Linked DNA regions of Mus musculus: region 1 is linked to region 2. A link is a loop called in an ENCODE intact Hi-C map of the cell type or tissue named here. Cell type or tissue: left cerebral cortex. All regions are shown on one strand. Links, peaks and the distances in the headings refer to the core of each region. The heading gives the core; the rest is flanking DNA. Region 1 has its middle 2.9 kb from the start of Mbtps2. Region 2 overlaps Sms (spermine synthase).

Region 1 (4,398 bases), core at 234-4,233, 110 kb before region 2:
TGGCAGTTCCCAGAACCATACTTGAATAGTTTAAAAGAGGCTAGATTAGGGGTGTTATGTACACAGGACAGGGACTTTATAAAGTTTCATAAAGAATTTAAATTTGGCTGGGCATGGTGGCATATGGTCTTAATCCCAGCACTTGGGAGGCAGAGGCAGGCGAATTTCTGAGTTCGAGGCCAGCCTGGTCTACAGAGTGAGTTCCAGGACAGCCAGGGCTACACAGAGAAACCCTGTCTTAAAAAAACAAAAACAAAAACAAAAAAAACAAAAAAAAAGAATTTAAATTCATTGTTCCCCATAGGTATCTAGTCTATATAGTCAAGCCTGTAACTATGGTCTTGATCTTAGATTCTTCCACCCCATACACACATGGATGGCTCTGCGGACCAGTGTACAACTCTTAAAAAATGAAAACCTATGTGGGAAGCTGAGGCAGAAGAATCCGGAGTTCAAGGCCGACCTGGGCTTTCCTGTCTCAAGATAAAAAGCCTCTTCTGTGCCTGAGACCCCCATCCATCTGTCGTTCATACACTTAATACATAGTAGGAATGTCTGTACCTGTCCTAGGACGTTTAGAGCTGCCGTTTCACCCCTGCATTTTACAGTGCATGGCCGTTAGCTTCTCAGAAGCTAATGATAATTAGGTTTTGCTAAAATGAGTTTTCAGTTTCATTGTGATAGAAATGTACAGGGTTTCAGACCTTTTACATCTCTCTTTGGTATTTACCTGAATGACTGAAACACATATCTGGAGCTTTTTTTTCTACACTTGATGAGAAAATAATATTTCATCTAGCAAATAACTTAGTACATTGGAAAGAGAAAGTTTTAATTTCAAGTAAACCATTATCCTTAATTTGATTAAACTTGGCTGTTTGAATTGAGTGCTTGATCATACACAGTAATGTATACTTGTATACATATATACATAGGATTTAAACAGAGCAAATAGACACATAATAGGGCTGATTTTGTTAAAGGCTAAGGGGACAGCCACTGCTTTGGGAATTAGATTGCCTGTACCCAAGCCTCAGCACATAATCTTGTTTGTTCTGCTTTATGTTGCTAGGTAGGTCTAGTGACATTTTATTTTTAATTTTTTTATGACACAGATTTGGTGGATTGAGGTGATTTACTGACTCCTGTTTGTGTAAGATTTTTCACATGGAAAAATAATTATTTCTATATTGTTGCCAAAATTTGCTGCATACTTTTTAAACCCACTTAGAAATATAATATTTATTAATAACTGAAATTATTGGTCTACATTTGGTATACAGTATCATGTGTTACATAATAGCAGGTCAAGATAAACTGTTAGTACTTTAAGGTCATGTGCTGCAGTGCGTGAGGTTATCCTGTGGCATAGACACAGGCAGATTGGCATTTCACAGCTCTAGGCCATTTCAGTGGGTGCAGCCTCTTATGTCAAATGCATTTCCCAGGGCAGTGAGGAGGGGTAAGGCCTTTAGGTCCATTTTTAAATGGCATTATTTAAATTTGATGTTTTACAAAGAAACTCAGGGAAGGTACTACAACCAAAATCTGTAATTTGACTTTTGTGTTTTTATTTTGTTTTATTGGAATACTTTTATAAAGGAAAATAATAACTGTGGTTGTTTGTACAACTTTCTAAATTATTTTTTCATTGTCACCTTTTATTTTACAAGTTTCTGAATATGGATTAAATTAACATTTTTAACAAAAATGAAAATATTAATATATTTTTCAATAACTAATTGAATATCAATGCTTTAATTTAAAATTATACAACTTTTAAAAATTTATATTTCATATATATTTATCTCTGAAGTTAGAAAATATACTGATACTCTGTTTCAGCCAAGTATCAATTTTTAATATGCAGCTGGTTGCACTCAGCCAAAATACATATTTGATGTCCCTCTAAAAATATTGTAAGAAATGAAAATTCTATGAATAAAAGCGCAGTTATGTGTCCTTTATTTAATACAGTTCCTTGACAGAAATCCAAAATGTTTTGCCAATTAAGCCACAGGTTTATTTTACTGAAAAATACCTTTTTCATCTTTTTTCTTTTTTCATCGGGGCTTCCTTCATTGCCATTCTGTCTCCCATCGTGCTTCTGCTGCTGCCACCAGCTGGCTGCTACTACAGCTAAATTCCAGCAGCCAGCAGGAGGCAATTCAGTGCTTTGTTATGACTTCTGTGCTCCTGGTGGGAAAATCAACTCAGATGTAGAACTCAATCTTTAAGCTGGGAACAGAAAATCACAATCAACTCATTTCCTTCACATTTTGGGTTATCAGATAGCCACGCAGTAGCTTGTTCTTGTCCTAGTACAAGGTCCAGACAAAGCTCTGGGCTAACAAAAAGAAACTATTTCCATTGTTAAGTTAATGGCCTCCTCCCAGGAAGGAACAAGGTTAAAACTACAGAGCCATTACAGAAAGCAAACAAAGGTCAAATCAAAAAATAAAGTGTACCAATAAACTTAGAAATTCAGAAGTACAAATTCTAACACATTTATACAAAAGAACATTTGGAAAATAGTAGGGAGATAAAATTTCAACCGTGTTTAATTTTTGAAATTTTGAGCAGTAAGTATAATTTTAACTTTTCATTTTGGCCAAATCCCTGTCATTTTTTTTGTTAGAGGGATTAAAAGATTTAACTATTTAAAATTTACTACCATAAATTAAAATTTAAAATTTAAAGTATAAAATAAAAATAAGCTTCCAAGTAGTAGATTTTGTAAGTATCTAGCTAGCATTCACACCTCAGAAATTCTCAAAGGTTAACACAACACCAAGAAAATATAAAAAGTTATGAATTCACAGGGTACTTGAATGTAAACATTTATAGCATATTCACCTACATTAAAAAAATCCAAGTCATTTATAAAAACACATAAACACATGTATACAAACAGAGGTAAAACAGAGTCACTTCTGAAGCCAGAGACATATTACCAAGTAATTAAAACGTAAGGAAAACTCTGTGCCCTGCGCCTGTCACTGAACGGACGATGTGCCCCCCCCTTTTTTTTCTAACTCCAGTGCTTGCTCAACAGCTTTGGCATAGAATACAATACCCCATTATGCCACAAGATCAAGGTGTTTACAGATTAGTAGTTCCATTTGAGTGAACCAAGTAAAAAGTCAGGCTATATAACCAAAAAAGAGAAATTGTTAGCAGGACTATACGTAAATAAGGCCTCCAAGTTCACCTATTCTTGAGAATCAAGGATAAGTTTCCAACTAGCTTCACTGTAGACAACGCCTATGGCTTGTATACTAGAACAATTTTCTACGTTGCTTTACAGAAACTTGAAGGCGACTTTAGCTACAAAACCAAAACCACTCTTTTTCAAGAGCCTATGGATAGCTAATAGATTATGTGAATCCCGGCTTCATGGTACAGGTGTACACCTGTAATCAATCCTAGCACTCAGGAATTGGAGAAAAGAGGACAAGTTTCCTCTGCTATGTAGAGCTTTAAGTCCAGTCTGGGTTACAGACTTTGTTTTTAAAAAGAGAGAATGCCGTATGGCTAGAGGGTGTAGCTCAGAGTATCAAAGTCCTGGGTCCTTAGGTGGATCTGTACTTGGGGACACAGAGATGGGACTGCGTTTAAAATGATACAGCCTTGGGTCTGTTTCACAGAGCTTCTCATTTAATTGGTCCAGGCTCCAGAAACCAGGGGGACTTTAAAGGCCCCTGGTGAAGGTACTGTGCAACCAAGGCTGAGAACTACACTTTAGTTCACTAGACAGATGGTCAGTGCTCCAATTTTTAAAAGTTTCATCTAACCTATTTTATAGGCCAGTAGATCAACGGAAAACCTGCAAGGGCTGTTTCTCTCATCATGTTGTCCCCCTGGGACTGACTCAGGTAGTCAGGTTAGGCAGCAAGTGCCTTTACGTGTTGAGCCATTTTTCCAGGTCTAGAACTCCAATATGTAGCAATAGCCCAAACCTCAAGTCTTTTTTTTTTTTTTTTTTTTTTTTTTCCGAGACAGGGTTTCTCGGTATAGATCTGGCTGTCCTGGAACTCACTTTGTAGACCAGGCTGGCCTCGAACTCAGAAATCTGCCTGCCACTGCCTCCCGAGTGCTGGAATTAAAGGCGTGCGCCACTACGCCCGGCTCCTCAAGTCTTAGATGAAAGTTTTTGTTTTTTTTTTTTAATCAACAGCCAGGTATTTTTGATGCACAACTCTTAAGTGCAGGTTAACTCTGAGAGTTCAAGGCCAGCCTACTCTGTATAGTGAATGCCAGGCTTGGATTGCATAGTGAGACCCTGTCTTAAAATAAAGACCAGTTATATAGACAAATCTTACAAAACAAAATGTCGCGCGAAATAATCCAGATTTTAACAGTGTGGTTCTATTTACGCAGAATTCAACATTAAAAATA
Region 2 (4,398 bases), core at 319-4,318:
GGGAGGCGGGTACCGGAGCGCCTTAGCTCGTTCGAGGCACGGCGGGCGAGGCAGGCCTGAGCGAGGGGTGTGTGCGGCGCGGGACCGCTGCCCACGCCACCTTTTCCTGTTCTGGCAGGCTGCTGAATTTCCCTCTTGGGTGTGTGTGTCGGGGGGTTCCCCTTAAGGGCAGCGAGGGTTGAAGGAGGACCAGGGCCACTCAGCGCTTGCAAGGTTTTTTTTAGTCATCTAAGGAGATGAAGGATCCTCTGAAAAGGGACCCGGCGGGCAGAGAAAGGAAACGATTATTATTATTATTGGGGGTGGGGAGGGATGAGATCTGGGCGCGGGAACTAGAGCCACCACCATCACCATCACCCCTAATCCTGGAGGCTCAGATATTTGAGCCTGGTCTCGGCAGAAATGGTTGGGAGAGTCTTTTTTGCGTGATGGAATTTTGAAGGGTAGGGATGGATGTACTGCTGGCTTCTTTTCTTTGAGAGAATCAAGCATGGGCGCAGTGGGCGGGAATGATTGGGCCTTTAAACGTGCGACTGCGGCAGACTTTCACTTACCAGATCATCCCGCACATAGTGTGGTGCCCCAGTCTTCCCTTTTCTCTGGTTTCTCTATTAATGGAACACGTGGATTCCACTCTGCTTTTTCTGTCGGGATTTTTTTTTTTAACACCGACTTAATTGCTTTTGAACTTCTGAGCTCACACTTTGTACTTTTTCTTCCAATCCTAAAAGATCTCGGAGCTCACAAGATCAATAAATGTAAAGACAAAAAATAAAATCGGGGGGATTTGGAGCAAAACCTGGATTTCAGTCTGCCTCTTCTAATTGATTCTCTTCTGTGGGTGGCCTTTTGGGTTTATCTCCTAACGTTTTGGAACCTCATCTTTTTTTTTTTTCCGGGGAGGAAGAAAAAAAAAGAGAGAGAAAGCAAGAAGCAAGGGACAGTGCACACTCAGGGCATTTACTGTGGTCGGGTGAACTAGAGGGTTGTTAGGTAAGCCAGTGTGCTTGGGTGGTCGGAATAGAGTTTAAAAAAAAGTAACACCGTTCACTTCCCACTTTGCTTAGGTGAGGATGGAAGCAAGGGAGACAGTTGGGAGAGAATAAGGTGGTACTTGGGTGGTGGAGCTGGAGGAGTGTGTTAGGATCACAAAGGTTCTACTGTTATCTTGGCAGCTTACAGGGCTGATTGGTTAATGGGAGTTCTAGCACCGTGAGTTTAGTGGGGGAGGAATGTGAAGCAACTGTTGTGGCCTCCCAGCTGGGAAGGTGTGAATTTTATCTCTAGCATCCCATTTCCAGTAGGCTGGAGGGACAGTGAGCTCAGCATGGGGTCAGAGAAATTCTAGCCCTTCCACTGAAGAGTAAACCTTCAGCTTAGTTTAAACACTGAGAATAAAGGGTGAGCACACACTTAAAGCTCGAAGGAAGGCTCTTGAGAGAGGGCAAGTGGATCTTTTCTTGAGTCTGAGGCCAGCTTGGTGTGCAGCCAGGGCTGCATAAAGAAACCCTGTTTAGACCCTCCCCTCCTCCAAAAGAGACAAGCATTAGCTGTTAATGTTTTAACTCACACTTTGCTCCTAATTAAAAATAAGAAAATTAAAGCCAGTCATATTGGCAGACCTTTAATCTCAGCACCCAGAGGCAGAGACTGAATTGGATTTTATATCTAAATCTAGTACAACCCGGTTGGATCCTTAATACAACAAAGAAACAAGAAACCTTTGAGTTGGACCCAAGGTGGCACATTCATGTAATCCCAATACCCTGGAGGCAGAGGGTGGAGAGTTCAAGGCCAACCTGGACTATAGACTGAGATCCTATCTCAAGGATTGCACTAATGATACAAAGAAAAACTTTGTGCCTTAGCTGGGCAGTGGTGGTGCAAGCCTTTAATCCCAGCACATGAGAGGCAGGTGGATTTCTGAGTTCAAGGCCAGCCTGGTCTACAGAATGAGTTCCAGGACAGCCAGGGCTATACAGAGAAACCCTGTCTCGATCCCCCGCCCCCACCCACTCAAAGAAAACTTTGATGATACAGTGGACAACCTTTTAGGAAAAAAAAAGCCACTGTGTTCAGGTGTTGTGTATAAGTCAATGTATGTAAGATCTGGAGTTCTTAAAGTGTTCTGTCATTAAATGAAGACTAAGGCATGTCCTTATTATCCACATCCATATTTTAAAAATGGGGTGCTTTGACTACATCACAAGGATTTTTAAATTCCCTTCCTTTCCAAAAAAGGGGTGCTTGGTTAAAAAAAACAAAACAAAAACAAAACAAAACAAAACAAAAAAAACCCTCCATGTGTGAGGTCTCTAAAAACATTTAATTGTTGATAGTGAGTCAAAAGGCATTCCTCTTGGCATGGAAGTATTGGATGTGACTCAAGGGTGAGTCAAATGGCTGCGGAGCTTGAATGCATGTTCTCCTCCTCCTGTTTGTTGGTAATCCTTCCTAATGGAGCAGTTCCATGCTGTGATTTTAGTGGAATTAAACTGGAACTCCTTAGCCATGTTATTGTTTCAGTTCCGTCTAACCTAGTTACCAAGGCAAACTACCTGCAACCTAACCACTTAGAGAGTACTTAATCCGTCTGCCTGATGAAGGAACTCAGAAAATTGTTTTTTGCTAAAACAAATCTCATCTTTGGTCATCTTATAAGTGAAGTGTTGAATTCTGAGGAGTGTTGATCTCAGGAAACATGAGATTCCTTTTTTCTTTTTCCAGCTCAAACCCAACAAGGATAAATTAGTCCTGAGTATCTTGGGGACTGGTAGAGGACATACTCTTGTTCTGGTCCCAGCCCCTAATCAAGGCTCTGGGTATGTAGAGGGTAGGATGTGATATTTTCTCCTGGCTTGTTGGAGTAGAAGTATAAAAAATTTGATTTCATTGGTTATAACAGGTAGGAGTGAGTAGTCGACATAAGTGGGAGAACGTGCTGATTTTCAGTGAAAAAAAATATAGGTGTATTTTTACCCATTCAAATTGAAAGGCCCTTTGGGTTGGATTTACTGGCCCCTGAGTGAATGAATCCCTAGATGCTAATAGAGTGTGGCTTCGCCCACACCTTTATTTTACTTGGAGTGCCCCTACCAGGTCCAGGTTCTGCTTTAAAGTACACATTTGAAGCATGCTTGTGCGCCTTTGGCAGGCCTAGTCCACATTTTAAGTATCAATAAATTAGGCCCATTGAGATTTCCAGATTTGGGGAGGGAAGAGGAGCTTGTGCAGTGGAGCCTTGAACCCAAGATATTCTTGCAAACTGAATGATGGGACGACTCATGCCTCCCCTATCGTCTTTGAGATTGACAACCTTTATGTGAGATTACCTATTTGATTGCAAGGCCTTTGCTGCTGTCCTAATTGCCAAATCCCTTACTTTTTAAGGTAGTGATTGCCTATTGGGGTATTTTTTCCATGCCCCACAGTGTGAGGGAAATGTGGTGGTTTCTGGAGAAATGGGCTTGGAGACTTCAGCTTACCTAGCATACACAAGTCTTGTGTTGATTCCTCCCACCGTGCCTGCAATCCCAGCACTTACTAGGTGGAGCAAGAAGATTAGACTTTAATAGCCATCTTCTACTACATAGTGAGTTCAGCCTTGCATTCCTGAGACCCTGTCTCTAAATAAAACAAGACTGTAGCTATGCTATAGCTACTCTAATAAACACGTTAAAGATACCTAAAAAGGCCTACTAGAGCCCACAAATTTCAGTAGTGCCCACACCGGTAATTGCCCTAAATTCTGGCTAAAGGCATTTCAATTATTAGTATGATAAGCAAAACTCCTCAGGTCCTTCCTGGAAACATCTATTTTGCATGCAAATTGTTACGGAAGGCTCCACCTTCCCCCAAGGTGCTGGTTGTTTAGTGCTTGGCGATTACTTCCTGTTGAGCCTATGTAAATTTGTGGCTCTCCTAATTTGCCTGGGTGAACTACTTTCTGGTGGAGCCGTGCCTTCTTTGTGTGACTCCAGTAGCTAAAATAAATTGTCAAGCTTTAGCCATTCCTGATTATATTTAGCCATTTTCTGATTCACCAGCACCTCATCCTTTACATTTCTCCTCCACAAAGGATTTCTGCCTTTTTGGCTTTAACCTTAGAGCCTTGAGGGACTGATGACTGGGCAAGAAAGCTTTGGTTCTACCCTACGATGAACTTTCTTAAATGGTGTTTCTTAAATTTCCATCATAAACATCTTCCTTTGGGTTAATTCAGATGCTTGATTCCAGCACGCGGGACAGAATCTCTGGGGTTCAAGGCCAGCCTGGTCTACAGAGCTAGGTTTAGAATAGTCAGAAATGTTACTCAGAGACTGAGAAACACTGTCTTTGAAAAACAAAACAAATTAACAACAACAACAACAACAAGAATAAGAATAAGAGTTTTTACTG

The links. A loop is a pair of places that touch in the nucleus more often than their neighbours do. Peaks named below come from ENCODE experiments on the same cell type or tissue, not always from the same donor. Only the 100,000 strongest peaks of a DNase experiment are listed, where the experiment ranks them.
Region 1: it touches region 2 in a loop (8-fold over the local background); 16 of 42 quality-filtered maps call a loop at or near these places.

What each region holds. Positions count from the first base shown.
Region 1 is chrX:157,599,436-157,603,833 of GRCm38, reverse strand. No RefSeq gene overlaps it. Among named protein-coding and RNA genes, the nearest start is that of Mbtps2, 2.9 kb to the right of the region's middle. In left cerebral cortex, for the core only: a CTCF peak has its summit at 2,154 (motif pointing left); a DNase peak (open chromatin) is centred at 2,156.
Region 2 is chrX:157,487,033-157,491,430 of GRCm38, reverse strand. All of the region lies in intron 1 of Sms (spermine synthase), which reads left to right. Among named protein-coding and RNA genes, the nearest start is that of Sms, 3.1 kb to the left of the region's middle. In left cerebral cortex, for the core only: no CTCF peak of the experiment used is centred there; DNase peaks (open chromatin) are centred at 507, 1,304, 2,410 and 3,954; H3K4me3 peaks cover 645 bases; H3K27ac peaks cover 84 bases.